2 separate regions of the Mus musculus genome follow, and region 1 is linked to region 2. The links are chromatin loops, found by intact Hi-C in ENCODE. Cell type or tissue: heart. All regions are shown on one strand. Each heading gives the region's core, and the rest is flanking DNA. Links, peaks and the distances in the headings are about the cores only.

The links. Peaks named below come from ENCODE experiments on the same cell type or tissue, not always from the same donor. Only the 100,000 strongest peaks of a DNase experiment are listed, where the experiment ranks them.
Region 1: it touches region 2 in a loop (9-fold over the local background); 41 of 42 quality-filtered maps call a loop at or near these places.

The regions. Positions count from the first base shown.
Region 1 is chr1:155,003,199-155,011,524 of GRCm38, forward strand. It overlaps Gm41977 (a long non-coding RNA gene), which reads right to left. Exons shown (of 3, transcript XR_878618.2): 3 at 5,494-8,229. Among named protein-coding and RNA genes, the nearest start is that of Gm51650, 8.5 kb to the left of the region's middle. In heart, for the core only: no CTCF peak of the experiment used is centred there; a DNase peak (open chromatin) is centred at 3,523; H3K27ac peaks cover 369 bases; H3K27me3 peaks cover 3,111 bases.
Region 2 is chr1:154,781,426-154,789,751 of GRCm38, forward strand. Gm51649 (a long non-coding RNA gene) reads left to right here and starts at 5,560. Exons shown (of 4, transcript XR_003948055.1): 1 at 5,560-5,917; 2 at 7,316-7,443; 3 at 7,538-7,792. It also overlaps a transcript of Cacna1e not described here. In heart, for the core only: CTCF peaks have their summits at 4,992 (motif pointing right) and 6,822 (motif pointing right); a DNase peak (open chromatin) is centred at 4,946; H3K4me3 peaks cover 889 bases; H3K27me3 peaks cover 1,658 bases.

The DNA.
Region 1 (8,326 bases), core at 129-8,128, 220 kb after region 2:
GGAGCAGAGATTAAGGGGACGACCAACCAATGACTGGCCCAACTTGAGACCCACCCCATGGGAGAAAACCACCCCCTGACACTATTAATGATACTCTGCTATGCTTACAGACAGAAACCTACATGTCTTCTGAGAGACTTGATCCAGCAGATGATGGAAACAGATGCAAAGACCCACAAACATTAGGCAGAGCTCTGGGAGTCTTGTGGAGGGAAAAAAGAAGGATTGAGGTGGCCAACGGGGTCACCCCACATGAAGACATACAGAGTCAACTAACCTGGGCAGGAGGGAGCTCACAGAGACTGAACCACCAACCAAAGAGCGTGCAGGGGCTGGACCTAGGCCCCTTACACATTGGTAGCCGATGGGCAGCATGGTCTCCATGTGATTTGGAGAAGGCAACTTTGTCTCCATTGCCTTTCCTTTGGACCCCCTTCCCCTAACTGGGCTACATTGCCTGGGCTCAGTGTGAGAGAATGAGCCCAGTCCTGCTTCGATGTAATGTGCCAGGGCAAGGTAGAATCCATGGGGAGCCTTCTCTTTCTTCCCTTATGTGGAAGAGGGGAGTGGAGGGAGGGGGATGCAAGGGTAAGACTGGGAGGGGGGTCGGCAATGGAGATATAAAGTGAATAAATAAATTAAGAGTATAATAATAATAATAATTTTCAACATGACTTTCTTTGTTTTCAACTGGAGCTAGTAGGTAGTAGAGACATCACATAACTTTTTTTCTTTTTTTCCAAGACAGGGTTTCTCTGTGTAGACCCGGATCTCCCAGAAGTTGATTTGTAGATCAGGCTGGCCTTGAACTCACAGAGATCCACCTGCCTCTGCCTCCCACGTGCTGACCTGGACACTCACCACTTCTTTGACAGGACAGACTGTGCCCTTCGTGAGCTCCAGGGGTGCAACAGAGTGAGAATCTCATAAGGGTGTCACCCTTCTGTACAGTAACAGAATGGTGAGAAACCAAAGCCTGCTTACAGTGTGGACAGAAGACATGAAGGGATGACCCTCGGGCCCTTCGGTGCTTAGGGATGTTAAATTTGGAGACGCTGAGCTCTGCTCTGCAAAGGAGAAGTTTCTTCAGGTTTGCACAGCACATGGATCCCCTGGGACTCCATCCTTGCTGAGGGAGCATCACACCTGTGAGACACCAGTATGGGATGTCTTGCACAGGGGCCATGACGCTGACGGATGGGGTGGGAAGGGTTGCATTCCAAGCTGTTGGGAGAATGTAAAGAATGAAAAGTGGTCAGCAAGTCCAGAGCTAAGCTCCCAGGCAGGAGGCAGGAGGTGTGAGAAGGTTCAGGAGCTGATGCCAACATGCATCAAATGTCTCACTGGGGCATATGTAGCTTACCCATGTGGCTTACCTGGAAACCCCTGGAGACAGTGAGGTATGTGTGGCCCACAGATACTTGAGACCGTGTCTGTCTTGGTTGTACTCATCTCCTGCCCTGTTTCAGGTGTCTGGAACAGTATGTGGCACATTTGTGAAAGAAAGGGAAGGTGGAAAGAAAGAAGGAGAAAGAAAGGAAGAGAGGAAGGAAGGAAGGAAGGAAGGAAGGAAGGAAGGAAGGAAGGAAGGAAGGAAGGAAGGAAGGAAGGAAGGAAGGAAGGAGAAAGAATAGAGACAGAGAAAAGGAGGGAGACCTGAGTAGACTTACATTAGAGAATATGCTCAAATGCAGAAGGTGTCAAGGGAGCAATCAGACCCCTGTTAGCAAGTCATAGCAGTAGCCCAGGTAAGAACTGGCAAAAAGAATCAGAGGTAACAGAAGAGGAGTGGGCACAGTCAATCAGCAAGAAGGGTGGTCTCAGCAAGACAAGCTAAGCACTGGAATGGACACAGTGTCCGGAGATGGAAAGGTGATAGATGCCTCACACAGACCCTTCCCAAAGGGCTGCTTGGAAGGAGAAAGCCTTGGGACTTGGAGCTGCATGATACTCCAGACCCACTCCCAGAGAAGGAGAATGAAGCCACATCCTCTGTGAGCAGATGGGGGGGGGGTGAGAGGGCTAGGGTGGTGGAAGGAGGTAAGGGCTTAGCCCCTGCAGTGATCAGACAACCTGAGGCAGCTCTCTCCCCTGCTCACTGGGAGGCCAGCCCCACACTTCAGACGTACACACCCCTCCCTACCCCCCTGCAGACAGAAGCAGCTAGAAGGAAGCCAGGAGACAAGGAAGCCACCACTGGTGGGCAGCAGCATGCAGTGCCAAGCTGGGGGTTGCTGGCAGCAGCTGAGGTGTCAGGGGACACAGGAGATTGGGGGGAGGGCACGGCTTATGCTATTGGAAGCACACAGGGAGGCAGCCTCAGAGCTAGGGTTGGCAGGACCATGGTGGATTTGATGTTCTGTCGGGAGAAAGCCAGAGAGACTCCTTTTCCCATGTGTAGGCATCACTTTTACATTTGGTGTGGCAACCTTGGCATGTCCTCTATTCTGCTCTAAAGACTTAGAACAAGTTGGGGAGGAGCCAAGGAGATCTTGATGCCCGTGTCTCAGCCCCTACCCCACCAGCCTCTAGTGATACAAACTTAAGTTCATAAGCCTGGGCAGCAGCACTTGGGTAGCCCAAGGAACACAACCACACCACTCCTTCTGAAAACCAGCCCAGGATACGACAGTCCACGACCACAGCATTTTGAAAAGATGAAATATGCCTCATCTCTGGAAGGATCCATGCAAGAATCAACAAGTTAACCCTCCATGGTTCAGAGAAAGCTCAGGAGGAGAGATGTATGGCTCACCCAGAGTCACAGAAGGAGCCCAAGAGCCCAGATGTAAACCCAAGGGAAGGGTCTCTGCACAGCTGTTATCATGCATAAGCAATCCCCACCACGTGATCTGCTCACATAGCTCTCAGTTTGATGTTGACATGTTTATTGAGCATATACTATGTGCCAGGCCCTGTGCCAGACACTAGAAATACAAAGATGGCCGTGGGATGTGTAGTCTCTGCTTTCACAGACTTTGTAGTTCACTGGGAAAGCTGACATGAAACCAGATCTTTAGAACAAGCAGAGCCATTTTAAGGGGTAGGTGAGATCAAGTTACTTCCTCTTACTTTCCGGGTACTTTCCGAGTAATGCCTTAGCCCATTTTGTAGGAAAGGAAATCGAGGTTGCGAGAATTAACCACTCATCTCCGTGGTCACATTAGCTAGAGAGACTCACGCTGTCTCCTCTGTATATCTCTGCTCACTGGTAGCTTGGAATTCACCAATACGTGGGTAACTAACGCCTAAAAACACCAGAACTCGGGTTCTGTTTAGCCTGGGTGCAAAGCCAAGTCAGAAACCAAGGGCCTCCCCAGAAAACCCTGCAGAACTTTGTATGGAATGAAGGCTCCTCTCTCTAAGGCTGCTCTCTTACATGAACACCATCTCTACTCCAGCTCTGGGCTGTAAGCCCCGGTAGCCATGGCCCCGGTAGCTTCCAGAACACACAGATTTGCTGAGGACTAGGTTAGCCACTTGGTCTGAAACAGCATTGTACACGCGGGACACAGCACCACCCAGTGGCAACATGAGGAACCGGCCGCAGAGGCCGGAGGCACCAGGCGCACCCTGGCGGCCTGTAGGAAAAGAAAACTCCAGGAACGAGTAAGCTTGGAAACCCCTGTACAGAGCCGTGTACAGGCTCTTTTTCTCTCTATGGGTTGGACACGCCTAACTCCAAAGTACCCTTCCCTAGAAGAATATCTTGCCTGGGTGTGTGGCTCCTTCTCCTATGATGTAGCCCTGGCTCTCTTACACCCATGGGGAAAAGCACCCAAGATTCATTGTGTATGGTGCAGTCAGTCTTGGGGTTCCATTCTGCAGTCGGGGAGGGGGGCTGCAGGAGGCGGGGTAGAGGAGAGAAAACTGAAAATCTGCTCAGCTTCCTTCCCAGCAGGGATGTAAGCCTCAAAGGGCTGGAGAACAAAACAATCATTATTCAAATTTTCTGCTTCATAATAACCTTAGCAACCATGTGGTTACAATTTTATGAATCTTAAATGTCCCCCGAAGGCATGAGTTGAAAACTTCATTGCCAGTGAGGGACAGGACCAGGAGGTGGTAAAAGTCCTTAGGAGGTGGGACCCAGCGGAAGGGAGTGAGGTCATGGGGGTTATACCTTGCAAGGCATGACAACAGTCATATCCAGTCATAATCTCCACCCCTCTCTTTCTCCCTCTCTCCTTCCCTCCCCCTTTCTCCAGATGCCATGAATTAAATAGTTTTGCTCAACCATACAACCATACTCCCCAACACACACACACACACACACACACACACACACACACCATGTTCTGCCTCCCTACAGGCCCAAAATGATGGCATCTAGTGACAGTAGACTTACACCTCAGAGACCATGAGCTTAAATAACCCCTTCCTTCTTATAAGTAGCTTGCTTCACATACGCAAAAAGAAGTGGAAAGCAGGGTAGCAAGCCCGTGGGGTCCAAGCGAGTACCAGTGCATTTAGAGAGCATCATCCCCAGGCCCTGACTATGACACATTCCTCACACAACATCGTTCATTTGTTATTGCCCACCCACCCACTGAGATCCAAATACTCAAAGTTCCAAAGAGAAAATTTTAATTTTCTTAATTTTAATATATAAAATGTACAAGAGAGCCATTTTTTTTCTGAGACAGGGTCTCTGTGTAGCCCTGACTGTCCTGGAATTCCCTCTGTAGACCAGGCTAGCCTTGAACTCAGAGGTCTGCCTGTCCCTGCATGCACCACCACATTCAGCAGGAGCCAGTTCTTTAGAACGGACATTACAGTTCCCAATGCACTGGGAAGGAGAAGCCTAAAGGCCTGACCCACTTCAGTGGGATCACAGAACTGCGTGTGATGCCCCTGGTGGCCCAGCATGTATACAGCTTGTGAACACCTCTATCCATCCAGAGAGCTGCGTTCCTTGTAAAATCTACCTGTGTGTTCCATTCTGCTCTTCAGGGTAGCCCCAGATACTAGCCATGGATCATGAGAGCAAAACTAGCCCACTTCCAAGTCCAGGGCCTGAAGCCTCAAGACAGAATAAAAATTGCCTTAAGGGAGTAGGGATGGGGCAGAAGTAAGAAGCAGCCCTAACCCTAAATCTTATCCTTAAGCAGAAGTGTTTAATTAATTGTGTGATGGTTTCAATGAAAATGGCCTCCATAGATCCATAGAAAGTGGACCTATTAGGTGCTGTGGCCTTGTAGTAGGCGTGGCCACTGGGGTAGGCTTTGAGATTTCAAATACTCAAGCCAGACCCAGTGTTTCCTTCTCTCTCTCTCTCTCTCTCTCTCTCTCTCTCTCTCTCTCTCTCTCTCTCTCTCTCTCTCTCTCTCTCTCTCTCCTGCCTGCCCAACCAGATGTAGAAATCTCAGCTCCTTTTCCAGCACTATGTCTGCCTGCATGCTGCCATATACTTCCTTGCCAGAATGATAATGGACTAAACCTCTGATGTGTAAGCCCCAGTTAAATGTTTTCTTTTATTAGAGTTGCCATGGTCATGGTGCCTCTTCACAGCAATAAAACCCTAAGACTGTGTGTCTACATACCACAGTGGCTACAACTACCATAGGAGTGAGGACTGAGGCGAGATGGCTGTCTGGGACTACAGTTTCCTACATTAACATATCTCCTAAAAGCCCCTCTGATATTCCATCCTGTGCGAGTCCCCTGTCCCCAACTCTTCCATCTTCTCCCCAGTGGTCCACACGCACTAACCCAGTCTGTGCATCTCTTCTACACCATAGTTTTGTCTGATTTGTTTCCCCCCCCCCATCAAATCCTAGGCTACTGTGTGAAATCTATTTCTTCTGTGATGGTTTTCTGGAGAGGACCAGAGCCTGGATATACATCTGAGTGCCCGGAGGCCAGGCTTAGACAGCAGAGATGGCCCACTAAGCATGTGGATTACTGACAGACAAATTACATCACTCTGAGATCTATCCTCTTGCTGTTGGGGTTTCCGGGCCTGGGACATCTCCGTGATGCTCCTATTCTATCTTGGAATACGTCAAAGGTGATGCAGGAAGCTCCCAGAACTCCATCTCCCTCTCTGAGCACCTCTTCTCCCCTCTAATACCAAAGAGGGAGATGACGTTGACTGGTCAGCTTACAGGACCCATATTGCTCACCTGTATTTGCATGTGGCTAAAGATGCTGTCTATAGAAGGAGTCCAGGGCAGAGCTGACCAGGCTCTCTGTCCTATTTGTGCAGCAGATGCCACTGTGTGTATTGGCTCAGACACACACTACTGTCCTCACACACAGCTGGCCAGGACACACACAAGATCAATAAAGATTTGAGGAGAATGAAACCTTGAGGCTGAGCCCAGGTGAACTCAGTTCTCTACATGGGGCTTCTGAAACATGCCTAGCTTCTACTGAAGTTACCTCTGCTTTCTTCCCTGTTCTTCATCTAGGTCTCTCTTAGAGGGGCCTAAGAGTAGTGGTTGCTATGACAGAGATCTGTCCGGGTTCCCCTGGCTATAGCATATGTATGTGGTCCTCAGGATATATAGTTCAGCAGGAAGTTGAGCCATACCGTGACTGAGGCAGGAGCTAGACTAAAAAGATCTGAGGGAATCGGTAAATGCTTCAGAAAAAGCCAAGTATAAGCCCAGCCTTGAAGCACACATGAGACTCCACAGTGATCTGGAGCTGTGAGACATGAACTAAAACAGAACTCAGGAGTGTTTGGAGAGGAACAGAGTCTAGCGTTGCTGACTGTGTGGATAAAGATATCATAGACTAAGTGGTCCAAACAGTTAGGTTGAACATACGGGATAAGACCCCAGGATGCTGAGCAGAGACAATACCCGAGGGTTGTGGGAAACTATCGAACAGGGGAGGCCACCTTCCAGGAGCAGAGTTTGGGCTCTGGGTCAGATGAATCTGGCAGACATGTGCGGGATGAACTGGAGACAAATAAGACCAATTCAGAAGGCAGAACAATGATGAGGCAACAGGAAGTGAGAGTGGGGTCCTGGGAGAGGCAGAGAACAGAACCTGGAAGAGCAGAGCTATGAGGGGGAAAGATGCTGAATGGAGGCTCAGGCACGCTCTGCAGGGAGACCTCCACGAGAACAGGCCCCTTCTGCAGAGCTGGAGAAGTTAGGGGAGCCAGAGCTGAGCTGCAGAACGATGAGTCTGGCTGCCTGTCCCGGGGCCTCTCCCCTTTACCTCCTACCACCGCTCCCAGAACAGTCTGTCTGTCCGGTAACACCCAGTGTGGCTTTTGTCAGTACCAAGAGCAACCCTTCTTCCAGGGCCCTGTTCCTTCCCATCTGCATGACTCCAGCTATTCTTGGGTTCTCAGCTCCAGCATCTCCTCCTTCCAGAAGTCGTCCTGAGCCCTGCCCTTCCCTAGACTCAGTGGACAGCTTCTCCTTTCCTCTCCCACACCCTGATGGTGTGCTGGGACTGCTGCATAGCTGCTCTCCATGAAGAACAGATCTGTTTATCTATCTGGGATGCAACAAGGTTTGTTGAGCACCTACTATGTTACAGCTCCCAGGTACAGAGGATGTTCTATGATACAAATGCAGTCCCTGTTCCCTGTGTGACAAAGGAGAAAAGGAAGTAGCCAGGTAACAGGGACTAAAGCGCTCTCTCTCTCTCTCTCTCTCTCTCTCTCTCTCTCTCTCTCCCCTTTCTCTCAGCTCTACACGATGCTAGTGCGGTTGTGAGGACGGGATGGTTCTGAAGTGGGAAGCCTGGAAGGCATCTAGGAGGAGCGGGCTGGATCTCAGGTGAGATGGAGCGTTCGGGAACTCTACCCACTCGACTTTAAGTTCCACTAAACCCGACACAGAAAGTACAGAGGGGTCCTGAAGATCCCAGCGAGCAGGAAGAGTAGTTCACTTCCCTCAGCACGGCCCCTGTGCCAAAGCCACTGACATCCACAGAACACCCTCAGTGCAGGAAGCTGCCCCCACTCAGAACACACTCTCCTTAAGGAATGAGGACAGCAGCCTGCCTGCTCCCTACAGCCCTCTATGGAGCAGTGATGCTGGAGCTATGGAATGTTCCCGTTCCCGGCAGCATCAGGGACCACGGGGAGGAGATAGGCTGTCACTGTGCACTGTTGCAGACAGCAAATCATACATACCTCTAGGCTCCAGACTCACCAGTGGTTTATCTTCCTAGTTCATTGCAAGATTTCAGGTGTCTGTGGGCTGGGAATGTAGCCCGGTGGTAAACCACTTTCCTATTATGCACGAGAAGCTAAACCTAACACTGCAAAAAAAAAAAGTAAAAATAAATATTTTTATAAGTGCCCATGTGCACTCTATGAGGTTAGACAAGGTAGACAAGAAATAAACTGGAGGCACTG
Region 2 (8,326 bases), core at 184-8,183:
TGCTGTATGGTACAGGGGATGCACACTGCTGCTGCTGCATGGTGCAGGGGGTGTACACTGCTGCTGCTGATGCATGGTGCAGGGGATGCACACTTTTGGTGCTGTATGGTACAGGGGATGCACACTGCTGCTGCTGCATGGTGCAGGGGGTGTACACTGCTGCTGCTACTGCTGCATGGTGCAGGGGGTGTACACTGCTGCTGCTACTGCTGCATGGTGCAGGGGGTGTACACTGCTGCTGCTGCATGGTGCAGGGGGGTGTACACTGCTGCTGCTGCTGCTGTTGCTGCTGCTGCATGGTGCAGGGAATGAATCAATCTCCGCTCATGGCCTCCACCATCTCACCCAGCAGGAGAGCCGACATTCACCTCTAAATTCATCTCTTGTTTTATTTGCATGATCTGAATTTGACTTTCACTTTTACAAACATAAACTTGAAGACGTAAGCAAGGGTCATTCTTTGGAATTTATTTTTCTATCTGTTATGTGTGAGTGTGATCAGTAAACAGAAAAAAAAATTGCTCACAATGTATGTGTGTAGGGAGTGTTTCTGGCATTGGGTAGAGAAGTCAACAGATTACCTGATACTCTGAGAAGGGTCCACCATGGTGAACTAACCACCCTGACTATTACTGAGTCCATGGAAAATAGGTAAATAGCCTTGTTCCTTCAGATAACTGAGGACTTTATCTATAGTCCCATGCAAAACAGCAAAGCCACCCTCAACACAAGTGGAAAGGTCAGTGAGGATGTGGGTTCAATTGAAGCTGTGGTTGTGTGGCCTGGAGCCTGGGCATTTTCATCACCGTGGCCATTGGCCATGTCAATATTTGAGGTACACAGCACTGTTGAAAGGCACCTGTTGTCTCATAGACGTTGAAAGCACAAATGAAGAAGGCTAAGCATTTCTCCCACAGACAGCTAGTGCTGAGCTCAACGCAGACTCAAAATCAGACTCATTACCCACTGTTACCCCAGTACTCAACCTCAATCGAAGGTATATAAATCATGATCCAGTAAGCAGCCCTATACCCTTGCTTTACTCATACCAAGACCTAGAATGACCCAGAAAAGTAGCCAATCCCCAAAGAAGATGTGAAGGTCTCCGGGAGACAGTCTCAGATGACCTGCTGTGTCCCAGGGCAGCTAGTGCAGAACTCCATCCTGGCAGAGTTAGGCAAGCCAGGGAGTACCAGCCAATGGCCTACCCTGTGGCCCCAGAGCTAGGTAGGCAAGTTGCTACCCAAACAACCACCAGAGGAGATTTATAGCTGTGCCAAAGTCTACCTAGCATAAACACATTTGAATCTTCTAGGGCTGAGCTCTAGACACCCCCATATTTTTTTTAATGAACCAGAGTGAAGGGAGCTTAGGGCACCGTGGAAATGATTGTTCCCTCCCTGGTCATGGTGAGGGACACAGGACCAAGAGCAAGAAGAAACAGCACAGTAAGCGCCCCTCACCCTAGACACTAGTGTGCTCAGGTTGACATGAGTGTCCAGGGCTGGGGAAGAATAGATGCAGTCACTCTAAAGACTTCTGCACTTCCACTGACTCCCCTGCCGAAAGCATCTTTAGCTGGGGTGGGCAAGCTGAGCAGATGGTCCCCGCTGGCTAAAGTGGGGAACAGTCTATTGAAAGGTTCCAGTCATTTTCACAGAGGTATGATTTGAGGTTGAGACAGAGAAGGACAGATCCAGCAGACGTGGTGGGGACATGTTGCTGCCTAGTGTCCCCAATGGTTCTGGTGTCCCAACTAAATAAGCCACAGCTGTAGAACTTCGCACTGAACAGAGGCGAGGCTCCACCCACCTCACTTCCAGGCTCAGGACCTATAAGCCAACATCTTCTAAGTGGGTGCTGGGATGTACCACTATCTCCCCTCTAGGCTGGGGTATTCTTGACCCCCACCAGCTTCTGGGGATGTTAGCATGCAACCTACAGGTAATGTATCCTCTCTAGGTGCCAGCAAAGTCATGACACCTTCTGGAGGAGTCTATATTAGGGTCTAGAAGCCTAGTTTCTTTGTTCTCGGGACAACTTGGAACAACTCAGACCACACAGAAGCTCTAAAACCTTCCTCTTACCCATGAAGACACCTGAGTACCACAGCCCAGCTTTGCTTATTGTTTGGTCCCAGCCTCTCCTCCCCTTTCTGTTAGCCCAGATTTGACTCCAAAAGTAACTCCAGTAAAACTGAACATTAGCCCTGCCTCACTTTGTTCTCCCGAAGCCAGTCTGCAGCAAGCAGACTCACCTCACTGGAGTAGCATGGCACCAGGCCAGGAGTAAAGTAGGAAAAAAGTGAAGCCAAGTGCCCTCTGCACAGAAGAAGAGAGGAGGTGCCTGACAGAACCCATCCTTGGCTAATCCAGGGCCAGCAGAGAGGTCAGAAGCTCCACATGGGAAGAGAAGTGAATGGCTCTTTGATCATACAACCCCCAAAGTGGATGCATATAAGGCAGGAAGGGGAAGGGGGGACTTAGTAACAGAAAGGTGTGGTGGGGTGCACCTCAGTTGGTAGTGCTTGCCTAATATGCACAAAGCCCTGGGTTTGAGCTCCAGCACAGAGCACAGAGACCAGATGGTGTGTGCCTGTAACTCCACCGCGCAGGGAGGTGGAGACAAAAGAATCGGTAGTTCAAGGGTATCCTCAGCTACATAGCAAGTCTGAGACAAGCCTGGGATATAAGAGACTTGGTCTCTCAGAGAGAGAGAGAGAGAGAGAGAGAGAGAGAGAGACCAACGAAGCTTCAAGAATCCCAACCACTTTATCTGGAAGCTTGACAAAGGTGGATGTCACCAGATTAGAGTGCACCTCCGTAGTAAATGATTCTTAATTTTGTGTAACAAAGACACCAAGCTGCCCAGCTTGTAAGGAACATAGGCAGGACTGAAGAATAGATAACTATCCCATGTGCTCTTAAGCAATGGCCCTAGCTGCAGAGGAATGACGGATGCCTCTAATTTGCACATCAGAGCACAGAGGAGGGTAAAGGCCAAATCTGTACAACTTCTTAAAGAAACAATTTAAGATCCCCTTTCTATAAGCCTGGCACTGCCATGTTCCCCCTCTGAAAGTCTACGTGTAAAGACTCTCCAATTGGGAGAACCCGTAGTTAGAAAGCAGTATGTTGCTTTCAGACAGCTATGCACAACACAGCTTGGCAAGAGGAACTCACCTGTGGCAGGAACCAGAACCACGAGCCAGCTACCAGGGCCCAAGAACAGCATACACACCACCCAACTCCGCCCAGATACCACCGCTCCCACCCTGCCCCCACCCCAGATCATCCTTCCATCCCTAGGAGGCACCAAGGTTCCCTATGGACGCTTTTAAATTCAGCAAACACGCCCCATCCATCCAGGAGTCCCAGGGCTGCCCCTCTGTGCCGGATACCACAAGCTGAGCTTCAGGCATGCCCAAAAGTACAGCCCTGGCTGGGGATGAAACCAACTCTGCCAGTGAGCTAATTAGTGGCCCTGAGAGGTTAGGAACACTGACTGACAACTAATAGCTCCATCTCTCTGTTTCCTGCTGGTGTATTATTAATTCATTCCGCCTTTCCTGTGGGACCTGAGAGATAACACGGACGGCGAAAGTTCACATTTCAATGTGAGGCTGAGATGCAGGGGAGGGGCGCTATGAAGCAGCAGCAGCCAGGAGGTGGGGGAGTGAGGGCACAACGCGGGAAAGGCCCTTCCACAGGCGGCTCCCACGGACTCAGCCTGCAGAAATGGAAGTGCAGGCATAGCAGCACGTGCCACGGGTTTTCCTTGGCAGATCCCCCCATCACTGAACTTGAGATCACAGCAGTTATACGTATTGCCTTATAGAGACGCTAAGAACCATCTTTCTAGAAACAGCCAGAGAAAGGGGACCATCTTATACTAATATTTTTAAGTAAATTTAAAAAATTTTTAAAAAGCAAATTGTAAACTTCCAAGCATAGTTTGATTTCACTTCCGTGACAGAGAAGACAGAACGGGGGTGAAGGAAAGAAGGAACAAGCTCTAGGCAGCTTAGTCATTGGAGACGGGGAAGGACAACTGTTGTGTAGATGGTACCCTGGGAAGGATGAGATCAAGGGCTACGGCACAAAGCTGGAGTGGACCCAGCACGTTCATTACATCAGCGACACACTCCGCTGACCCACGTATGCTTTCTTTCGTTAACTAGCCACAGCTCTGACCTGCTCTAAACACAGAACCTCCCCCTGCTCTAAGTCTGGGGAGGATGGGGGCTTCTGCAACTAACACCCGCAGGTAATGAGGCGGTGTCTTAGGGCACAGGGCGAACATGATGAAGCTGGGCGGTGTATGTGGGCATCGCTGCAAAGGATCTGCAAGCAAGGGGCTCTGGACGAGAGGGGAAGGGGAGGAAGGAGGCAAACTCCACCCACATTCGTCCCTTCTCTACTTCAGGACAAGAGAAAAGTGGTGGGCCGGGGTGGGGGCAGATAAAAGAGAGCAAGGCCTAGGAATGGCCAGCAGAGGGATGTGCAGTGTTAAGAGGAAAGGGCTCCAAGTCAGGAAGCTGGCACGTGGCTGCACCTCAGCTTCTCAGATGAAGTTATGAGACGGTGGTATCAACGGTCTCGTGCAGCTAGGTGCTGGGGCTGCGTGGGCATCGACCCTGTTACATAAGCATCTGTTTTCAACGATGTTTTCAGCTCTAATGCCCACCACAGATTCCCTCGATTATGTTCACCTCCTCAGCACTGTTTCTACTCTGTCTCCGGGCATCCTATCACATCCAAGGGAAGATGTCCTTCATCTTTGCCTTGACTCACGTGCAGCCAAGGTACCCCGGTGGGCTCTTTCAGAAGCAGGATGAAAAGCCAGTGCAGGCTAGGGTGGCGGGGATGCCTGGGATTAGAGCGATACCTCTGGCCCTGCTCACCCTCTCTGCCAAGGTTTTAGTTTCTGCTTCCTGGCCTGTCATTCGATGAATGGCCTCTAGGATGCGCTAGTTCTCTGTAACAATGTGCAGCTTCCCAGACTATGACTGCAATGAACAGACAAAAACCACTGGAGGGCAGCATAGAGTTACTTTCCCTTTTTACTACTAGCATGATGTGGTTTTCAATACTCTTTTTTTCCCCCCATAAAGATGACTGTGCAACAGATCTAGTGCTGGCATAGTGTTCAAGAAAAGGCAGAGACACCTATGCACCTCCACCTCTACCCCCACCCCAGAGCAGCTGATGGCTTCAGGGGAAGCAGGAAGGCTAGCTTCCTACTGCCTTGAACTTCCTACTGCTTTGAGGCGGGAGGTGGGTGTTTCTTCTCCCTCTCTCTCCCTCTCTCCCTCTCTCCCTCTCTCCCTCCTCCCCTCCCCCTTCCACTTCCCCCTCCACCTCCCCCTTCTCCCTCTCTCCTCTCCCTCCCTCTCTCCCCCTCCCCCTCCCTCCCCACCCACCTCCCCCTCTCTCCCTCTCTCCTTCTCTCCCTCCCTCTCTCTCCCTCCCCCTCCCTCCCCCTCTCCCTCTCCATCTCTCCCTCTCCCCCTCCTTCTCCCCTCCCCCTCCCCCTCCCCTTCCCCTTCCCCCTCTGTGTTTATACTATGTAGGCCAGACTAGTCTCAAACCCGAGATCTTCCACCTCAGCTTCCTGAATGCTGACACTGTCTGTCAGTCACTGTTCCTGAAGCATGTGTTCCTTGTACTTCTAGCAAAGCAGGAGCCTTCTTTAGCCCCCAGTGGGGGGTCTAAGGACAGATCCACAGCTGTGAGTCAAAGCTGCATTGCTTCAGGCAACACCCAGTTCTTTTTCTCTCTCTGCCCCAGAGGGAAGTTTCTAGAACTGTGGAAGATATAAAGGTAGAAACACTAAGAAAAACAGAAGTCATTGAAGACCAGTTGTACAGCTGGACCCTTGTTTTGAAGCTTTCCAGAACAAGTAAAGAAATCGAAGGGTAGGTGCTGAAGCTGCCCAAAGGGCCTGTGTGTGCGTGTGTGTGTGTGTGTGTGTGTGTGTGTGTGTGTGTGTGTGTGTGAATGTTCATGTGTGAGTGCACAGATGCATGGATGCACATACATGTGTTTTCATGTGGAGACCAGAGGTTAGCATGTATGCTTCCCTTCCTTATATTTAAAGTAAGGTCTCTCACAAAACCCAAGGTTAAAGCCAGCTGTTGAGTGAGCCTTGGAAATCTGCCTGCTTCTGTCTGCCCAGCTCTAAGGTCCTAGGCACACATGCGTGGCATTTGTCTGAGTGTGGGGATCTAACTCGGGTCCTGGGGACTGCACTATACCAACTTTCCATCCGCAAGGGGCCCATATCAAAGCAAATCCCTAGGACTTGTCAGATTGTGTTGGCTCCGGGGGCGGGGAGATGGGGGTGGGGAGGCTGTTCCCCTGGCTTCTCTGTGACTTCCTGTTCTGCTCAGAACCCCAAGGAAGCAGGACGTATGCTGCAGGTCTCTTAGCTGCTGGCTCTCAAATGTGTTGCTATCTGATGATAACAGTGCTGACATGTTGAAGGCATGTGTCCTGTTCTGCAGGCATGTTATACTGAAACTCTAAGAGTCCAAAATATGTAATCTCTGAGCTAGGGGAGTCGGACCTTACTGGACTGGAAATTCAGGAGCTTCAGGGCCAGCTGTCGTACAAATGATAGAACGAAGCTGAAGGTAGCAATAGGGTTAGTAAGGACTAACATGACCTTCAGACTGCCTAGCCTCCAAAAGGACATAATTTGAAATGGAGCTAAAATATCAGATCATTAAACAAAAGAATTTTTAGTCAACTAAATAAATTTTTCTCCTGCAATGATTTCCATGGACACTATTATTCAAAGCACTAAGCCAAGTTGTGCCCAACTTTGCCAGCAGGTGGCAGCACGTGCCTCTAGATCTGTGTGGGGTCCGCCGCTTCTCAAGAGGGCCAGAGGGAACATGGCTTAATAGCCTTTAAAATTCAGCCAGAACGCCCTAAGGCAGAGATATCTGCCTCCTACAGAATTTGTAGTACTGTTGAGTACAATGTAAATGATTGGGAGGATGCTATTTGAACGTCCAATTGTCCTTCCTCCCAATCTGGCTGTCCCATCCTCATTGGAACACCACACACACACACACACACACATACACACACACACACACACACACACACACACCAGTACAGCAGAGCAGATGAAGATGAGACAAGAGTGGGAATTCAGGAGTGGTGCATTGCTCACCACATGATCCTGCACGTGGAGGAGTGGTTCCTGCAAAGCACCAGCCTCCTAGCATCCCCATCTTCTTCACCTGTCTGGTCAGGACGATGTTGATGCTAAATGTTCATGCGTGCTCACTGCTGTCTTGTGCCAGGAACTGTGTGTTTCCACACCTACCCACCCACAGGCTGCTGAGATCCACTGTGTCTGCAGCAGATCCCCAACCCTAGCGGAGCCAGCCTCTGCTTCACCTCCCTCAGAAGCCCCAGGCAGATGGTAATGGTAAGTAATGGGCCTTGGGGGTGAGGAACATGGCACCTCGGGGAAAGGGCCAAGCAGTAGAGCAGTTGTTACATATAGTTTCCCTCCCTCCGAGGCTGTTTAAACACACCCCTGCACTCATCTGCAATCCAGCAAAGGAGGAGAATGAAGCTTGGAATAGAACATCAAACAAGACACAGTCTGCCAAGATCAGCCAGTGGCAGGAAGGAAGAGCGTCCCCGGACAACTCGCACTATGCCTGCCTTGCTTTACAGCCCATGAGTTCCACAGGGCTAGCCTGCTCTACAGCTAGAGTCCCCGTTATCCTGAGCTTCCTGGACTAGTCCTGACAATACGGCAGAAAAGCCTGGTGAGAACCTAGGTCATAATTTTCGCCACGACAACACTTCATGGAGAATTCTTCCCTTTGCAATCACACCAAATGCAGGTGTTGTTTTTGACCCTGGTGGTGACCAGGGAGTAACAGCCTCTCCCCGTAGCTCTGACACTCGTCAAAGGAGGCAGGAAGCTGCCGGTGGTGACAGGACACAATGGCCAGGGGCCTCTTGTAGACTGTATGATGAGGGCAACTTTTTTGGGGAGGCATCAAAGGTCTAAATGACAAGAGTTATGGTTATACAGTTGATCTAAAGGGGAAAAAATCATTCTAGACAAAGAGTAAATCCAGGGAAGGAACATAAACAGACTTTGTCTGAGTGTGAAAGCAGACCAGTACTAAGGGAAAACAGGTCGCTCTCTACGGAGATTGAGAGAGACTCATGGCACAGAGCAGGTGGGGGACACGTTGTCCTCTGATGTAATGAAGAGCTGTATCAACTCTAAATGGCCCTGTCGCTGTGATGGATACACTCACTGCTTTCGGGAAACCAACATCCAAGGGGAG